2 separate regions of the Mus musculus genome follow, and region 2 is linked to region 1. A link is a loop called in an ENCODE intact Hi-C map of the cell type or tissue named here. Cell type or tissue: heart. All regions are shown on one strand. Links, peaks and the distances in the headings refer to the core of each region. The heading gives the core; the rest is flanking DNA.

Evidence for each region. A loop is a pair of places that touch in the nucleus more often than their neighbours do. Peaks named below come from ENCODE experiments on the same cell type or tissue, not always from the same donor. Only the 100,000 strongest peaks of a DNase experiment are listed, where the experiment ranks them.
Region 2: it touches region 1 in a loop (2.2-fold over the local background); 13 of 42 quality-filtered maps call a loop at or near these places.

What each region holds. Positions count from the first base shown.
Region 1 is chr2:144,268,674-144,276,688 of GRCm38, reverse strand. It overlaps Snx5 (sorting nexin 5), which reads left to right and starts at 5,787. Exons shown (of 14, transcript NM_001199188.1): 1 at 5,787-5,988; 2 at 6,230-6,312. The coding sequence starts at 6,262. Mgme1 (mitochondrial genome maintenance exonuclease 1) reads right to left here and starts at 5,785. Exons shown (of 5, transcript NM_028984.5): 1 at 5,617-5,785; 2 at 4,205-4,774; 3 at 158-374. The coding sequence starts at 4,709. In heart, for the core only: no CTCF peak of the experiment used is centred there; a DNase peak (open chromatin) is centred at 5,938; H3K4me3 peaks cover 2,971 bases; H3K27ac peaks cover 2,856 bases.
Region 2 is chr2:143,859,655-143,867,669 of GRCm38, reverse strand. Bfsp1 (beaded filament structural protein 1, in lens-CP94) reads left to right here and starts at 4,497. Exons shown (of 8, transcript NM_009751.2): 1 at 4,497-5,094. The coding sequence starts at 4,739. It overlaps Gm33648 (a long non-coding RNA gene), which reads right to left and starts at 4,344. Exons shown (of 3, transcript XR_375039.4): 1 at 4,256-4,344; 2 at 3,124-3,245. In heart, for the core only: a CTCF peak has its summit at 4,735; a DNase peak (open chromatin) is centred at 4,849; H3K4me3 peaks cover 1,257 bases; H3K27ac peaks cover 1,130 bases.

The DNA of each region.
Region 1 (8,015 bases), core at 3,016-8,015:
GGATTAAAGGCATGCGCCACCATGCCCGGCTAAGGCCACAATTCCTTAAGCACATCTTGAAGTAGGAGTTAAGAGACAGCAGCCCCATAGACAATCCTGGCCCACCCATTCACCCACAGTGACTGAAGGAGGCACGGGTATGTACCTGGTTACTTACCGGTACTCAGCCACACAGTCCAGCAGCCCTACATACTTCAAGGCCTCATGCTGGACGGCACTCTCCAGAGCTTGCACACCACTGATTTCTGTCAGAATATGCTGGATGCTTTCGATGTAGCCACACTGGGGGTGCTCTTCTCCCCCTGTTAGGTTCTCCTGGGGTGACAGTATGCTTTCCAAGGCTTTATGGAACTGTTTGCCTTGTAAAAACACATCTAAAAAGAAATGGAGAAAAAAATAAAAACAGAGCTAACCAAAACCAAACCAAAGCAGGATTTAAAATGAAATGCTATATAAATCATATAATAGAAATAATTTAAATTATACAAAAATTATCTTTAAATGGAAAACCCTTAGATACAAAATTTCACCCTTTTTTTGAATTTGTAGGCAGGGTCTTGTTTGTGTTATAGGCTGGCCTTGAACATGAGATTCTCTTTCTTCAGTCTCATGTGCTGGTAAGTACAACTATGCCCAGCTATATTCAGTTTCCTGTGAAACTCAATAATGCAATTTTTTTTGAGATGGCTCTCATTATGTAGTTCTGGCTGTTTTAGAATTACGTAGGTTAGGCTGCTTTTGAACTTACAGAGAACTTTGCTTCCTGAGTGCTGGGATTAAAGCATACACTACCACATCCTAGCTTATCTTTAAAAACATTCTTTTTGAAAGTTTAGAAGAAAAAGCATAGGACAGGAAGGTTGTAATTTTTTAAAAAAATGTGTATTTTGTCTAAATGTATATCTGTGTGTACCACATGTGTGTGCCTGTTGCCCAAGTAGACCGGAAGATGACATCAGAGCTCCTGGGACTGGAGTAAAGATGGTTGTGAGCCCCACGGGTACTGGGAATCCAACCTGGGTCCTCTGGAACAGCAACAAATGCTCTAAACCACCGAGCATCTCTCCAGTACACAAGCTATAAATCTTGGCAGCTGTCTAGAGGAGGGAAATGAGGAGGAAGAGGCACAAAGACATTCCTTTCTGAGAGAGCCATGAAGGTTTGACAAGCAGCCACATGCCAGAGTAAAAAAAAATCAAAAGTACCAGAAAAACAAAAACATACATAGGCTATGGTCAGAGTCGTTGTCCCCCCCCCTCCAAAAAAAAAAAAAAAAAAAAAAAAAGGAAATGTATGCCTTCAGTAAGGACTCAGAAAGGTGTCAGACCTAACAGAGCCTCATGTTGCTCAATTATACGTGTAGCCCTTGGGCTTCTGGGAAGGAAAAGTATTATTATTTTATTAAGGGGATAATTATTTCTCTCATCTCTCTGTGTAGTTAGGTGACTATACCTTCCTGAGGAGTGGTCTTTGAGGCAGGCTGACTGACCAGTTCAACTGGCTCAACTCTTAGTGTTTTGGGGTAGGTTGTCATGCTTGGTGTCCACCCAAGCTGGAGGGAGAGTTCATTCCTGAGAATGGAGGCCTTACTGGGGCCCTGCTCAGGCTGCAATAACAATGTCTGTGAGGAACTCGCTTAACCAACTACAAAGCCATCTCCCGAGGCTTCCTTACATTCTTTTACGTTAAGAACAGGAAACATAAACATACGCAATCAAAGTGCAACACAGTCACTTGATCGCTGCTGAAGGAGAGAGAGCAGTGTTAGGCTAGGGAGTGGCCTTGGTGCTTTCAAATAACTCAGCAAGATACTGACAGCGGCTCCTCCAGCAGCCTTGGCTGTCCTGTTAGTTTCCCCAAAGCCCAAGCTCTCTGGCTCGAGTCTCCTAGCAGAGCGAGGCTAAGCTCAGGGAGCATTCTGGACACATACAGGAGCCCAGGCTTGCAGACCAACCCCCAGGAAAGAGGAAAACCATCTCATCCAAATGGGGCAATGTTAAACCATATTATGTTTGTCAAATTTACAAAGACTTGAAAGACCAGCTCTACATTAGCAAAAATTAAAATTGCTTCTGGGTTACATGGAATTCAAGTTAGGAGGGGAACTGTTCTACTCCTGTATTCTTAGTCCTGCTGAAATTATCTGCATGTGAAAGGCTTAAAAGAAATTTAACCCTGCTGGAATTAAAATTTAAAGAGATGCCGTGTTAGCCTACAGACTACTTAATGAATCAGAAGACAAACTTGTTAAAAACAGGAGGAACCCAAGTAGCAGAGTACTTGCCTAGCATACACAAGGCTGAGTTTAACCACTAACACTATCAAATAATAAAAAAAATTACTGCACCCATTGCCATGCAGTTTAATTCCCAGCTACAGACCTCTCCTGGCTAGATTCTTCACATGTGTAACTACGAACATCTAGATTTGTGGACCCCGTGTACTCAGGATCAGAGGCAGGCAGATCTCTGAGTTAGAGGCCATCCTGGTTTCTAGAGTTCCAGGACAGCCAGGGCAACAAAGGGAAACCTTGTCTCAAAAAACAAGCAAGCAAACAAACAACCGAAAAGGAGAGCAGAGACTAGTTGAGTGGTTGTCACTACCCATCTTAGGAAGGCACTCAATCCAGCATGCAATCCTTGCCCCTCCCATCTGAAGAATGATATGAAGTTGTGAGTGCTTCTCAGCCTTCCTAACAGTGCAACCCCTTCATATAATTTAATACACCTCATGTTGTAGTGACCCCAACCATAAAATTATTTTCATTACTTCATAACTGTAACTTTGCAACTGTTATGAATCATAATGTAAATATCTGTGTTCTCCAGTGGTCTTAGGAGACCCTGCGAAAGGGCTGTTGGACCCTTAAGGGTTATGACCCACAGGTTGAAAACCACTGGTATAAAAAAAAGCCTTGGTCACTTTTGCCACATCCACACCTACATAATTAAATGCTTATACTTTTTCGGTGTTTTTTTCCTAAGATACCCGGAAAGGAGGACAATAATTTTAAAATAAAAGTGCTCATATGTCACCTCATATGTCACCTTTGTTTCTTGGGGAAGCAAAGGCTAAGGAACATCTATATAAGCTCCAATTTTGACCAAAGACATTTATATAATCCTTAGGAGACCAGCATTCTCTGACGCCAATGGTTTGCTTTCCCCTCCCCCACTCCGAGGGTCTCCTTATGTAGCCCAGATTGGCCTGAACATGTGACCTTACCTGAGCCTCCTATGTACAGGAACTAGAGGCATGAACTACCATGTCTATTATTTTTTTTAATCTACCCTTTTTTGTTTGATTTTCTCGAGACAGGGTCTCAGTATGTAGCTCTGGTTATCCTGGAACGCTCTACGTAGACCAGGCTGACTCACCAGAGATCTGTCTATCTGCTTGAGTGCTGGAACTCAAACACTATACCTGTGTGTGTGCCATTATACCTGGCTAGAAAGGACTGCTTTAAGGACGCTATCCTCTTCACTTGTCTAATGAGTCAGGAGCTGATGCCTGCCTGCCAATGTGATCAAAACACACTGTACCAGATTCTCTAAGAACTGGTCACATTTTTAAAAACAAGAGAGTTGAAGGCTGAAGGTTATTTAACCATTTCCTAGCCAAGAACATTTGATCAGTTCAATTTACCAAACTATAAGCGGGGATTGGGAGTTCTGGATTGTGGCTAGTCAAATGATACTGACTAGTAGAACAATGGGTAACCATTACATTCTGAGCAAGAAAAACTATTTAAAAACTAGACTTTTGGCAGGGCAGCGGTGGCACATACCTGTAATCTCAGCACTTGGGAGACAGAGGCAGACGGACTTCTGAGTTCGAGGCCAGCCTGGTCTACAGAGTGAGTTCCAGGTCAGCCAGGGCTAAACAGAGAACCCTGTCTCGAAAAACCAAAAACCAACCAACCAACCAAAAAAACCCTAGACTTTTGTCAAGAGATGGAAAAGAATTGATAGGTTGTTTATAAATTATGCAAGTTTGTCAAATAATTTGATCTCTGTTATTTCCATTTCTTTAAGTGTGAACTACAGTTAATAGTATCTACGAAGATTAAGCAAATTAGCAGACATGAAATGCTATTTGAAAGTACTTCCTCAGTAAGATTTTTTTTTAAGCTCCATTCTTCTGACAGGAATGCTCTATCTCCTAAAAACCAGTGACCACACATAACCAGAAGCAAGATAATTACTTGAAGTATATTCTGCAAACCCGTCTTCTCCCAGCTCCAGAACCATCCGCTCTTTCCACCTCTCCAAAAAGAAGCTCTGTTCAGGTGGCATGGTCTGCTGAAGGATGCGGGTCACACTGGGTATCGAGTTCCTTTGCAAAGGGATCTTCAAAGGGCTTGAAGAAGCATCTGTGTGTGGTTTCCCGGTTCTCTCTTCATTGAAGATAGGAAAGCAGTGTTGTGGGACTCTGGCCTGTGGCTCCGGCTCTGCAGCCTTATGCTTACTCACTGGTCCATACAGTACATCATCTTCCTTGAACAACGACTCTGGAGTCTGGGCCGGGCCTCTGGACAAGACAGAGCGTACTAAACGAGAGTACTTCGCTTGGTCTACTGCTTCGTAAGAGTTTTTCTTCTTCTGGCTACACAAATAAGAGAAAGTGGAGAAACTCACAGGAGGGCTTGCTTTTACAGAAAATCTGTTTAACCTGCTAAGCAGCCTGCAGAAGGTCAGAGGCAGTTTCATTTTTAGACTTCGCCCCTCTAACTTTTCTCTAGTCTGGAAAGTTTAAAAGTGTGTTCTGTTCGTATCTGAAAAAAAAAAAAAAGTGGTGTTAGGTTTAAGACATTTTCTATATTAAAACCATCAAATTGAAAATCACACAAGAGCCGGGTGTGGTGGCGCACGCCTTTGATCCCAGCACTTGGGAGGCAGAGGCAGGTGGATTTCTGAGTTAGAGGCCAGCCTGGTCTACAAAGTGAGTTCCAGGACAGCCAGGGCTACACAGAGAAACCCTGACTCAAAAAACCAAAAAACAAAAACAAAAAAACCCACAAGAACATTAAAAGTGCATACACTAAACTTTTGACGTTTCCAAAAAAAAAGAGAAAATCATTCCCAAGTAAGATTCATGAAAATTGTAAGTGGCTTTTGTTCAATGTTAATGTGTTGGCCGTTTCGGATATGACACCTTAAATCTGAATGTGACAAGGCCTGGAGGCATAGACCAGGAAACTTAAGTTACTTGGGTGGCTGAGGCAGTATGAAATTGAGATTTTGGGTTAGCTTGGCTTTGTCTCTAGAAACAAAACAACTACAATCTGCCCCCCCCCAACAAATTCACAAGTCTTAATTAACAGTTAAACACCTACATCTACATACCAAACTCTTACTAAATATTCTGTATGGGCATCGCTCATCTATTCCTCACGCCGCCCTTTAAAAAGTGGGTGCTACTGTGACCTCGTGGTCCAGACTCGGGACATGTCGCAAGTGGGTCTGCACAGCCCATCCAACGTTAATTCCAGAAAATGATCTCTGCAGGTGTCTCCCATGGCTGCGACAGGACAAGCGTGGCCCTTCGTGCCCGAGTTTGGATAGGGAAGAGAGTATTTAAATAGAAGGTCGGTCAGCGGCAGGGTTCTAGCTGTACCTGAGATGCCACCACGCTGTAACACCCAGCCCGCAAACAACCCTCTCGGGACCCGTACTTTCATCGGTCCCGCGCTTTCCCAAAGCGAGGCGGCCCCAGCATGCACTACGGCGTTCCCGTCGCACCTGTGAGGCGCCATCCCCTCCACGCCCCCGAAGCAGAAGCGCGGGCGCCGTCAAGCCGCGCGTTGTCGCGCTCACGAGATCTCGCGCACGTCACCGCCGCTCGCCATCTTGGACTCTGGCTGAGCCATAAATTGCCCGGGCCGCGGTGCGCGTCCTTTCTCGAGGCGTGCCTCGCCGGCGGAGGGTTCGGAGCCCGCGTTCCCGTCGCGGCCCTCCGGTGCTGGTGTCCGCGTGGCGCGGAGCGAGGGTAGGCTCCCCGCGTAGCTTCTATTGCCCGGCTCCAAGATGGACGGCCGCGGGGACGGGGGAGGCCGCACTGGGGGAGCACGTGGCGTGCCGCTCGCTGGCCTGCGCCCGGGGCTGCTGGGATGGTGGCGGAGTCCCGCGGCCTCCAGCCGCCGTCCGGCAAGGAGGCCGGCGGAGGCGGGGCCGCGGCCGCCCCTGAAAGGCGCCCCGGCGGCGGCCCAGCCTCTTCTTTCCTCGCACAGCCACACGGCCCCTGCTCGAGGCCCGCGTCGCCATGGCCGCGGTTCCCGAGTTGCTGGAGCAGCAGGAGGAGGACCGCAGCAAGGTGAGATCCCTTCCTCGCTCGCTACCTGGGCTGGAGGTTCCCGCCGGCCTCCTTGGGCTGGGTGGATCTTCTCTGGGGCTCGGACCCCAGCAAGATCCCGAGGTTTTCCCTCAACCACCCCTTTAGAGATGGCTTTCCAACGGGGTGTCTCTGCACGCTCATTCTCTGACCAAGGAGACCCAGACAAGTGGGACCCCACTTCTTGAGCTCTCGGTGGGAAGCTGACCGACGCTCTGCCAGTCATTCGACTGAGGCTAATCCTCTGAAGCCCTTAGGAGCGTGGTTTTTTTTTTTTTCTTTTTTCTTTTGCTCCTAAAACTTAAATCGACTACATGGTAATTGGAAAGTGGATCAAAGTTTCGTTTGCTATTCCTATCTCCTTTTAAGAAAATGGCCTTTTCGTTTAAAATAGTGGGGAGATTTCTAACGAGTATCTGTATGTAGCATGGTTTTTGCAACTTGGGAACGCTAAATGTGTCCTCGTGGGAGTTGTAATTTTTAGTAAATCCTGTGTGTTGATATAACCCTCGGGCTGCAAATATCTTGAGGACTAATGCAATAAACAGGGATTGCTATACGGGCAATAAAGGATTCTACTTTTATTGGCTCTTTAAACTTGAATTTTCCACCGCACAGGTAGGTTATGAGTCAGTTTTGTGGACAAAATCGTCAGTAATATGGGAGCTCTTAGATTTTAATAAGAGCTGAATTAAGATTTCATTTTAAGTACCTTTGAATGGGCAAACATTTTTTTTTTTGTTTTTGTTTTTGTTTTTCGAGACAGTTTCTCTGTATATCCCCGGCTGTCCTGGAACTCACTTTGTAGACCAGGCTGGCCTCGAACTCAGAAATCCGTCTCCCAAGTGCTGGGATTAAAGGCATACGCCACCACGTCCGGCGCAAACTTTTTATCTAGTAAGTAAATACCGGTCTCTGGCGCACCAACCAGTTGGATTGTTCCAACAAGGGTATTGTATTGAAATAGAGCTTTGTGCGAGGTGTTTTATTTCTTTTACATTAGAAGAATTAGTTTCTCTCCCCTGGCATATATAATAGGTACTAGGGGCAGGAGAGGCCCTGGTGGCTCTTTTTTTCCTCCTTTTTTGGTACGGAGCAGAATCATTTATGTAAAATGACTTGATCGTCTTTATTAACTGCTAATAGAATTTTTAAAAAAATGAGTTCACCATCACTCTGATAAGCAAAATTGGAGATGATCACAGTGGAGAAAACGACAACTTTGGCTTTCTCTTGAGTTAAAGAAATGTTGAGGTAAATGACTGGTTTTAGTACATGGTTTCGTTTGTGTTATCTGGTCTGTACTAGACTGGCAGATCACATCTGGATGGCAGTCATTTGAAGGGAATTTGGCAAGTGTCAAAGAACTGGAGTTCAACTTGGGCAAATTTGTCAGCTAATAAATTTTGCCATTTTATTTAAATGTTCGGATTATTTAGTTTGGAATTTCTATCAAAATGGGATTCTGGAAGTTGCTCTAGTGACTAGATTAGAATCTAAGGATTCTTCAGATGAGAATGAAACTCTGGGATTCCCTCTAACCCTGAGCTAGTGCTGAGGAGTTTGAATGCTAGTAAAGTTCCTTGGCAAGGTAAGGAGGCCTGAAAGGAGAAGTCTGATATCCAGACATTTTAATTACTATAAAGTCTTTTACCCCAAGGTGTTCTCTCCTTAAGATGACTTTA
Region 2 (8,015 bases), core at 2,036-7,035, 410 kb after region 1:
ATTGCTGTAAGTCCTTAGACTTGGGGCCTGGTTGGACCACGGGCTACATTAAGCAGGGATCTTAAAGCCAAGAGTCTTCTAGTCTTTCCAGGCTTTCCCGGGCAGGCAGTCTTGCCTTCCGAAGTGGTACAATCTGCCAGGAAGGCTTCAAGCACTGCAGCTGGGCATATGCCTGCTGCCCTCTGGTGGCAGACAGCTATATGTGGTGGGAAAGGATGAGAGCAAGCGTCACAGGCCAGGCAGTTTAAACATCAGACTTCTCCTGGCCTAGGGGCTGGCCATCTGACATCGAGGCGTCATAGGGGCTCTCTGGTTGTCTTCTTCCCCTGTGTGCCTGTGTTCTAATCTCCTCCCAAAAGGACACCAGCCATGAGAAGGCACGCCCTATTATCAGTTATTCCTAATTGCCTTGTTAAAGGTCCCATCTCCAAGTGAAATGGCATTCATGTGAGGTGTACGGGGTGTGAGTGGGCTGGGGGAGGTACAATTTAGCCCATAGCAAGCAAGAAGGACATGTGAGTTTTTTTTTTTTTTTTTATTAAATCAATCATTAAAAAACAAAACCGTTGGAGAGATGGCTTAGTGGGTAAGAGCACTGACTGTTCTTCCGAAGGTCCTGAGTTCAAATCCCAGCAACCTCATAGTGGCTCACAACCATCTGTAATGAGATCTGACGCCCTCTTCTGGTGTGTCTGAAGACAGCTACAGTGTACTTATATAATAATAAATAAATCTTAAAAAAAAAAAAAAGGCTGGTGAGATGGCTCAGTGGGTAAGAGCACCCGACTGCTCTTCCGAAGGTCTAAAGTTCAAATCCCAGCAACCACATGGTGGCTCACAACCATCTGTAACAAGATCTGACGCCCTGAAGACAGCTACAATGTACTTACATATAATAAATAAATAAACCTTAAAAAAAATGAGATTACAAAAAAACAAAACCAAAAACCTTGGTTAATAACATTCTTTAAAGTGTTCAACATCATTAGCAGGCAGAGAAATGCAAATTAAAACTGCCTTGAGATGCCACCCTATTCAAGGTATAATGGTATTATTACCAAGAAATCAAACTTAGACGTTAGGGAGCACCACCCCTCTCCATCTGTTAATAGGATGTTTCTTACTTGGGATTTTTGGGATGCTATCTCACAATTACACTGAGGTCATACCTGAGTTACACAAGCCAGAATCCAAGCACGGAAGATGGTGCTCCCTGGAATGGTGCTCCCTGGAACGGTGCTCCCTGCAATGATTCTGGGATAGGGGATGTGAGTGTGCAAGAGAAGTGTGCGGACTTGGCTGTATCTGTGAGTTCTCATTGCCTTTTCCTCACTGCCATACTGAGTCCAGGTTGGTTCAATCACTTGCTAAATTCTAGAATTTAACCTTGTGTCTTTTTGATTCTAATAACACTCGTTTTCTACCCCCACCCCCAAACTAGCATCTTTTATTTTTAGTTTATTGGGCATGGTTGTTTCCTCTGCATGTATGACTGTGTGGTAGTGTTGGATCCCCTGGAACTGGAGTTATAGGCAGTTGTGAGTTGCCATGTGGGTGCTGGGAATTGAACCTGGGTCCTTTGGAAGCATGGTCAGTGAGTGTTCTTGACCACTGAGCCATCTCTCTAGCCCCTAAACCAGTGTCTTTTAGTTCTATTTAGTGAAACTGTCCTATGGCCTGTTGATATGCTCTCCTAACATGTCTCTAGACCCAACTAATTCATTCATTCATGATTGCTTTAGCACATACATATATGATGATGATGATGATGAAGGTGAAGATGAAGCTCTGTTCCTTCTGGTTGTTGACCAGCACACAGTCCCTTCTGTTGACTTAGAAGTGCATTTGGAGTTTAGTGGGGCCAAGTAATTTGGCCCCATTCAATGATATTGTCTGGAAATGTTCAAAACCAGCCATGCTATCATTCTCTAAGATGAACGTCAGTACTCAGGAACAGTAGCTACTTAGTAAGTATACAGGGCAAAGGTTACAGCTAACTCCGGACTGATGCGTCTCAGGAGCAGTAAGCAAATCTTTGTTGTTTACGCCCCTAACATTGGGGTATTCTTATCACGGCATAAAACAGCTTACATGCCAATATAAACTATTGTTCTTGTCTGCTGACTCAAAGCAACTTGGGAGGAAGATTATAGCCTGTACTATGTCTTATTTCTTGACAGGAGGGACATCACCTTGCTCAGTTATTAGCTGAGTTAGATGGATTTATCACCACATCCAGCTTATTAGTAGGTAGTCTGAAAAATACTTGCTGCACCATATTATATGGGAACTATGCTGTCCTTCTCCTTTGGTATATTTCTGGGATATATTTATTTCCAATGGGATTATTCTGTGCTGTAGAGAGAATTGGTATCGATTCTTTACACTAGTGTGATGGGATAATATATCTAAATCCTTGTCATGGTCTGAGTGAGCCATTCCACCCCACTTCATCCATTTGTATGTACGTATGCCCTTCTGTGTGTGCACAGAGGGAGGCCAGAGCTCAACTCCAGCTGTCTTTCTCTCTTAGCCTATACCTTATTCTCTGAGACAGGGTCTCTCATTGAACTTCAGCTCAAGTAATTTGGCCCCATTCAACGATATTGTCTGGTTCAGTAAGCTGGCTGGCTGGAGAGCACCCTACATCTGCTTGCTTGTCTCCCAGCTCCAGAATTGGGGTTACATAGACTTGTGACACCAAATTCTCCTTCCACCTGAACGAGATGGGTGCAGGGATGAGGGGGACTTCAGGTACTCAGGCTTAGCAGAGAGCACTTTACTGAGTCATCTCCTCAGACTCCCATGTAACTCCCCGCTTGGGCTGTCTGTGAGCCTGTAATTTGACTTAGCAACAGGATGTGAGTGGACTCACTGCCGAGGAAAACCTGGATGAACCTGTTTGGCACGGCTTCTGACATTGCTAACTCAGAAGGAAGGACAAGAGCTATGGTGCTGTCTCAGCCGATCAAAAGACCTGCAGCTAGAAGAACTGTTCAGCCGGGCTGGGGACCCAGAGAGTGGTGATAAATATGTGTTATTTCTCGACTCTTTGGGGTCGTTTGTTCTGTAGCAACAACTGACTAACATGTGATGTCAAAGGCCATGGGTGATTTATCGTACCTGTTACATGTGGGTTTTGCTCTCTGGGAAGTTGGAAATCAATTCATCACCAGCAGTGTGTGGGAAACCTTCAAAATACTCACATCATGCTCTCCTCCACTTGGCCATGAAAACCTAAATGTCTTAGGAGAGAGAGGGAAGGATGGAGGGAGGAGGGGAGGAAGAGAGAGGGGGGGGGAGGGAGAGAGAGAATATGACCATGTCACCACACATACAGATCATACATTGCTTTGTTCCAGACTGAATCCTTTATTATATAGGCTTCTTGGAGTGATAATAAACTAAACAAAGATCTCAGTGATTTTCCCTATTTTTAGTAACTTTAATTTGTAGCATAATTATGTGTAATCCATATGGTTGGTAATATATGGTGTTGCTAAGCCTTAATTTATAAGAGACCAGTCCTTTTGATAATGGTTTTTAAAACTGTGGGTGATACACATGTACTGCTAAGTATGTGGTTATAGAAATGTGAAATGTGTGCACGTATATGCTGTGGTCGGAGGAGAGCATTTAGTGTCTTCCTCACTGCCTTGACGAAGGGTCTCTTATTGAACTGAAGGTTTGCTGCTTCTCCATCACTGTACCTCCCTCTCCATTGCTGAGTTATAGGCATATTTAGCCATGTCCAGCGTTTCGTGGGTGCCGAGGATTTGAACACAGGTTCTCGTGATTGTACAGCATGCTTACCTACTGAGTTATCTCTCCAGACTTTGATAATGATCTTTAAATAAATATTTTAATATGATAAATATTTATATCCTGGAATAATCTCATCAAATAGTTCAATATTTTCAACATTAATTTTACTTTTGAATTTTTCAAAGCCTATCACATTGAGTGATTGTATATATTTCAAAGCTTGTTTTTTAACTCCAACTGCCATTTCCATAATAAAAGTTAAAATGAAACATAATGAGAATATTTATTTGAGAACTGGATAGTTTACTAAGTCCTTAGACTGTAAGGATTTCTGTTAAGTTTGAAGCATCTAACCTCACCTCCTTGGTGAGAGAGCAACGGTGTAGGTCAGTATCACCAGTCTTCCTAAGTCACTATACAAGTTGTCAAGTCCTCACAAATACACCCAAACAGTCATAAGAAATTACTAGGAGGACAGCTCAACACTTACATGCTAGGCCATTTTATCTGCATGCATAGTTAGGAAGCCCTCCCCGAGACAGCCTCAGCAACATGGTATTATTGTAACGCCTTTAAAAGCCTGAAATCAACAACAAACAAGTAAGTTCATAATGAAAGTTGGAAGGGACAGGAGAAAGTGCCAGGCCCTCTGCTGCAGGACTTTAGCAAGCTGGCCTTGGGTGGCTTACACAGAGCCAGTTAAAAGAGCATCATGCATCTCTTGTCCCCCTGATCCTCCGTGCAGTCACATAGCAACAGGCCTCCACAATGGCGGAACAAAGAGGTCCTTGCCCGATGCCCCTTCCACCCGGGAGCTGTATGGGCGGCTTAATCCCGCACACAAAGCACCCGCGGCTCTTCATTGTTGGGCGCCCGCCCCGAGGGCACATCTGCTGACCGGCTCTGGAACGTCCCAGCCCGGCCGGCCGGTTTATTTAGCAGGCGCAGCCCAGGCCGCGGCCTTCCGGGAGCCATGTACCGCCGCAGCTACGTCTTCCAGGCCCGCCAGGAGCGCTACGAGCGCGCCCAGCCCGCGGGCCCCGCCGCCCAGCCCGGGGGAACCGCGCCCGGCCTGGCAGCGCTGCAGGCGCTGGGCGAGCGCGTGGCAGTCCAGGTCCAGCGGGCCCGCGCGCTCCAGCAGCGCCACGCCGGCCTGCGGCGGCAGCTCGACGCCTTCCAGCGCCTGGGCGAGCAGCCCGGGCCCGAGGACGCGCTCGCCCGCCACGTCGAGGCCAATCTGCAGCGCGCCCGGGACCTGACAGCCGAGCACGCGCGGCTCGAGAGGCAGGAGGCCGAGGCGCAGCGCGCGCTCGACGAGTTCCGCAGCAAGTAAGAGGCACGGTTAGGGAGACTGAGGCACGTAGGCGATGTGGCGGGAGGCGTGGGGGTAACTGCAGACTGTCCGCGGAGAGAGGGGCGTCGGGATGCACGGGTCCTGCAGACGTCCAACTTTCAGTTCCATGGCACTTTCGGGATCCGGCTTCATTTACTTTTCCTATGTTTTGGGATGATAGATAGAATGGACCATACAGGTTTTAAATGCATAGTTCGAGTTTTTGGTGTTTAACTTGAGCCAACACCCAAATATGCGAGGTAGTTTGCACCACCCCAGAGCTGCAGTCTCCCAGTTCCCAGTGCACCCCGGTTCTATAATTTCAGGATATGCACTCTCACATGACTGATTTTGACTCCATACTTTTTTTTTTCAATTTAATCTTCATACAGGTACATATTGTACCATAACCGCATTCTCCCCTGGATCCTTACCTTCCCTTTTCTCATTTCTCCTCCCTCCCACTTATCTCCCTTTTCCCCAATTTCTTTTCTTGTATGTGTGTGTATGACTTTATGTGACTATATACAATCTAGGAACTACAAATTGGAGAAAACATATATTTGCTTTCTGAAACTGGCTCAGTTGGCTTTAATGTTAATCTCCAGTTGCATCCATTATCCTGGGAACAGCATAATTTTCTTTTTTATGGCTGAAAAATTCACGTATATATCAACTGTCTGTCTTGTCTGTTTTTTTTTTTTTTTTAGACGGAGTTTCTCTGGGGACTATGTTTGAATGAGTGAATATGTATATTTTAAAGCTTGTTTATCAAGTCCAACTGCTATTTCCATAATAAACGTTAAAATGAAGCATAATGTGAATTTATTGGCAAGCTGGATAGTTTATTAAGTCCATCATCAATCTTTCTGTTCCTGGTTTTGAGCCATAGGAACCCATTTGCAAGAAGGGACCTGAAACTCCATCTCTCATGGGGATATAAGCCTTGCAGAAGCCAGTGGGGAGCAGGGCTTGAACAGAGACTTGGCTGTGGCAAATCTCTGTGAGTTCAAGGCTAGCCAAGCCTACAGAGTGAGTTCCAGCACAGCCAAAGTTACATAAAAAGAAACCTTGTTTGGGGTTGGGGGGGGGGAGCCAAGGTCATGCTAAACTATAGTACCAAGGCCAAGGCTAAGCTATAGCTATGTACACTTCCCTGTGCATGCTGGCCCATCAGCTTCATCTGAAGGAGAGACTATCTCTGCCCACACTCTACAGGAATCCAGTAATGGATATTCCAAAACTGTTTCGGGCACAATGTACAGCCTCTGGAGTGCTGGGATTAAAGGCTTGCACCAGCATGGTCATACTGCCTAGCATAACCTTAGATTTTTTGATCATCCTGCCTCTACCTGCCTAGAGCTGGGATTAGAGATGTGTTCAAATTTGGTGTTGTGATCAAATCTAGGGCTTTGTGCACTCTGGGCAAGCTTTCTACTACTGAGCTGCACCCTTAGTTTCTCCTTCTGGATTTTGTAGACTATGGAATGCTACACTAAACTGCTTATTCCATTTGGGTGGGTCAGTAGCCCTCCTTCTTTTGGTGGGGGTGGTAAAGTGCACACAATGTGAAAATACCACCACAGTCATTTGGCATATACTGTTAGGTTGTATTAAAAACATTCACAGTATCGGGCAGCTCAGATACCAAAGCAGCCTGATGGATTGACTGCCAGGTTGTCCTGGGTCCCCAGATAGCTGTCATCTGTTGTCATTTGGATGAACAGGACTCCTATGAGACCTCACTGGTGAACAACTATGTTGAGATTTCCTGGTTGTTGAAGTTTGATCTTTTGACATTATTGTAATAATAAATACTGGCCCCCAAGGCATGGTTGCTTCCAGAAATGAGGGAATCCACATTATGACCTTTCTCCTTGACTTAAAACTATTGTTAAATAAAGTTGCCAACAGCTAATAGCTGGACATATAATACATTAAAGGTCACATGTGTCTTTTATCTGGGAGTTGAATAATCAAAGGTGGGGTAGAAGCCCCTGATTGAGTTGTATGGCCACCACGGAACAGTTCTTCACACTCCGTGGTTGATTTAATACCTCCTTGGATTATTTACTACCATTTCCCCAAGGAGGAGTTTTAATACTTTGTGTTAGTGGGATTTGAAAATCTTTACACACACACACACACACACACACACACACACACACACACCCCACTCCACATTCATCCTCATTCATGGACACACATATATACAAACACACACACACACACCCCACTCCACATTCATCCTCATTCATGGACACACACACACATCACTCCACACTCATCCTTATTCACGGACACACACACATACACACACACACACACACACACACACACCCACACACACCCCACTCCACATTCATCCTTATTCATGGACACACACACACATACACACACACTAACCGACTTGCATGACAAATTTGTTTTTTCCTTTTCATGGTGAGCTGGTGTGTAGCCAGAGGCAGGTGAGAGTCATTAGGTAAAGGGAAAGCGGGAGCCTCGAGGCCCACAGCCTGTTCGACATGCTCTCCATCTGGGACGTGGGTAATTTCACAGCCGTGTTTTCAGTGCTGATAGCAAAGACTAAATCAAACGGTAAACAACAAGAACTATAAAAACTAGGAAAAGCACCAAAATACAATAATGAATATAATCAATTATCCAAATGGCCGGAAACAAAACAATAATTTACATAAACAACTAGATAATGGAAAATAAAGTATTTTTTACTTTATGAACCCACTGATATGAATATGGGAATTCTTACCATGAATTTTATATAATGAAATCACTTCTCTTTACTATATCTGGATGGGTCTTCCTAGCATGAAAATTACCCATGAGACAATGCTGCTGTGCTCATTACCAAACATGGTGTTAAGCTACAGAGAGTCCTAGATGGTTCTAGTGAGAA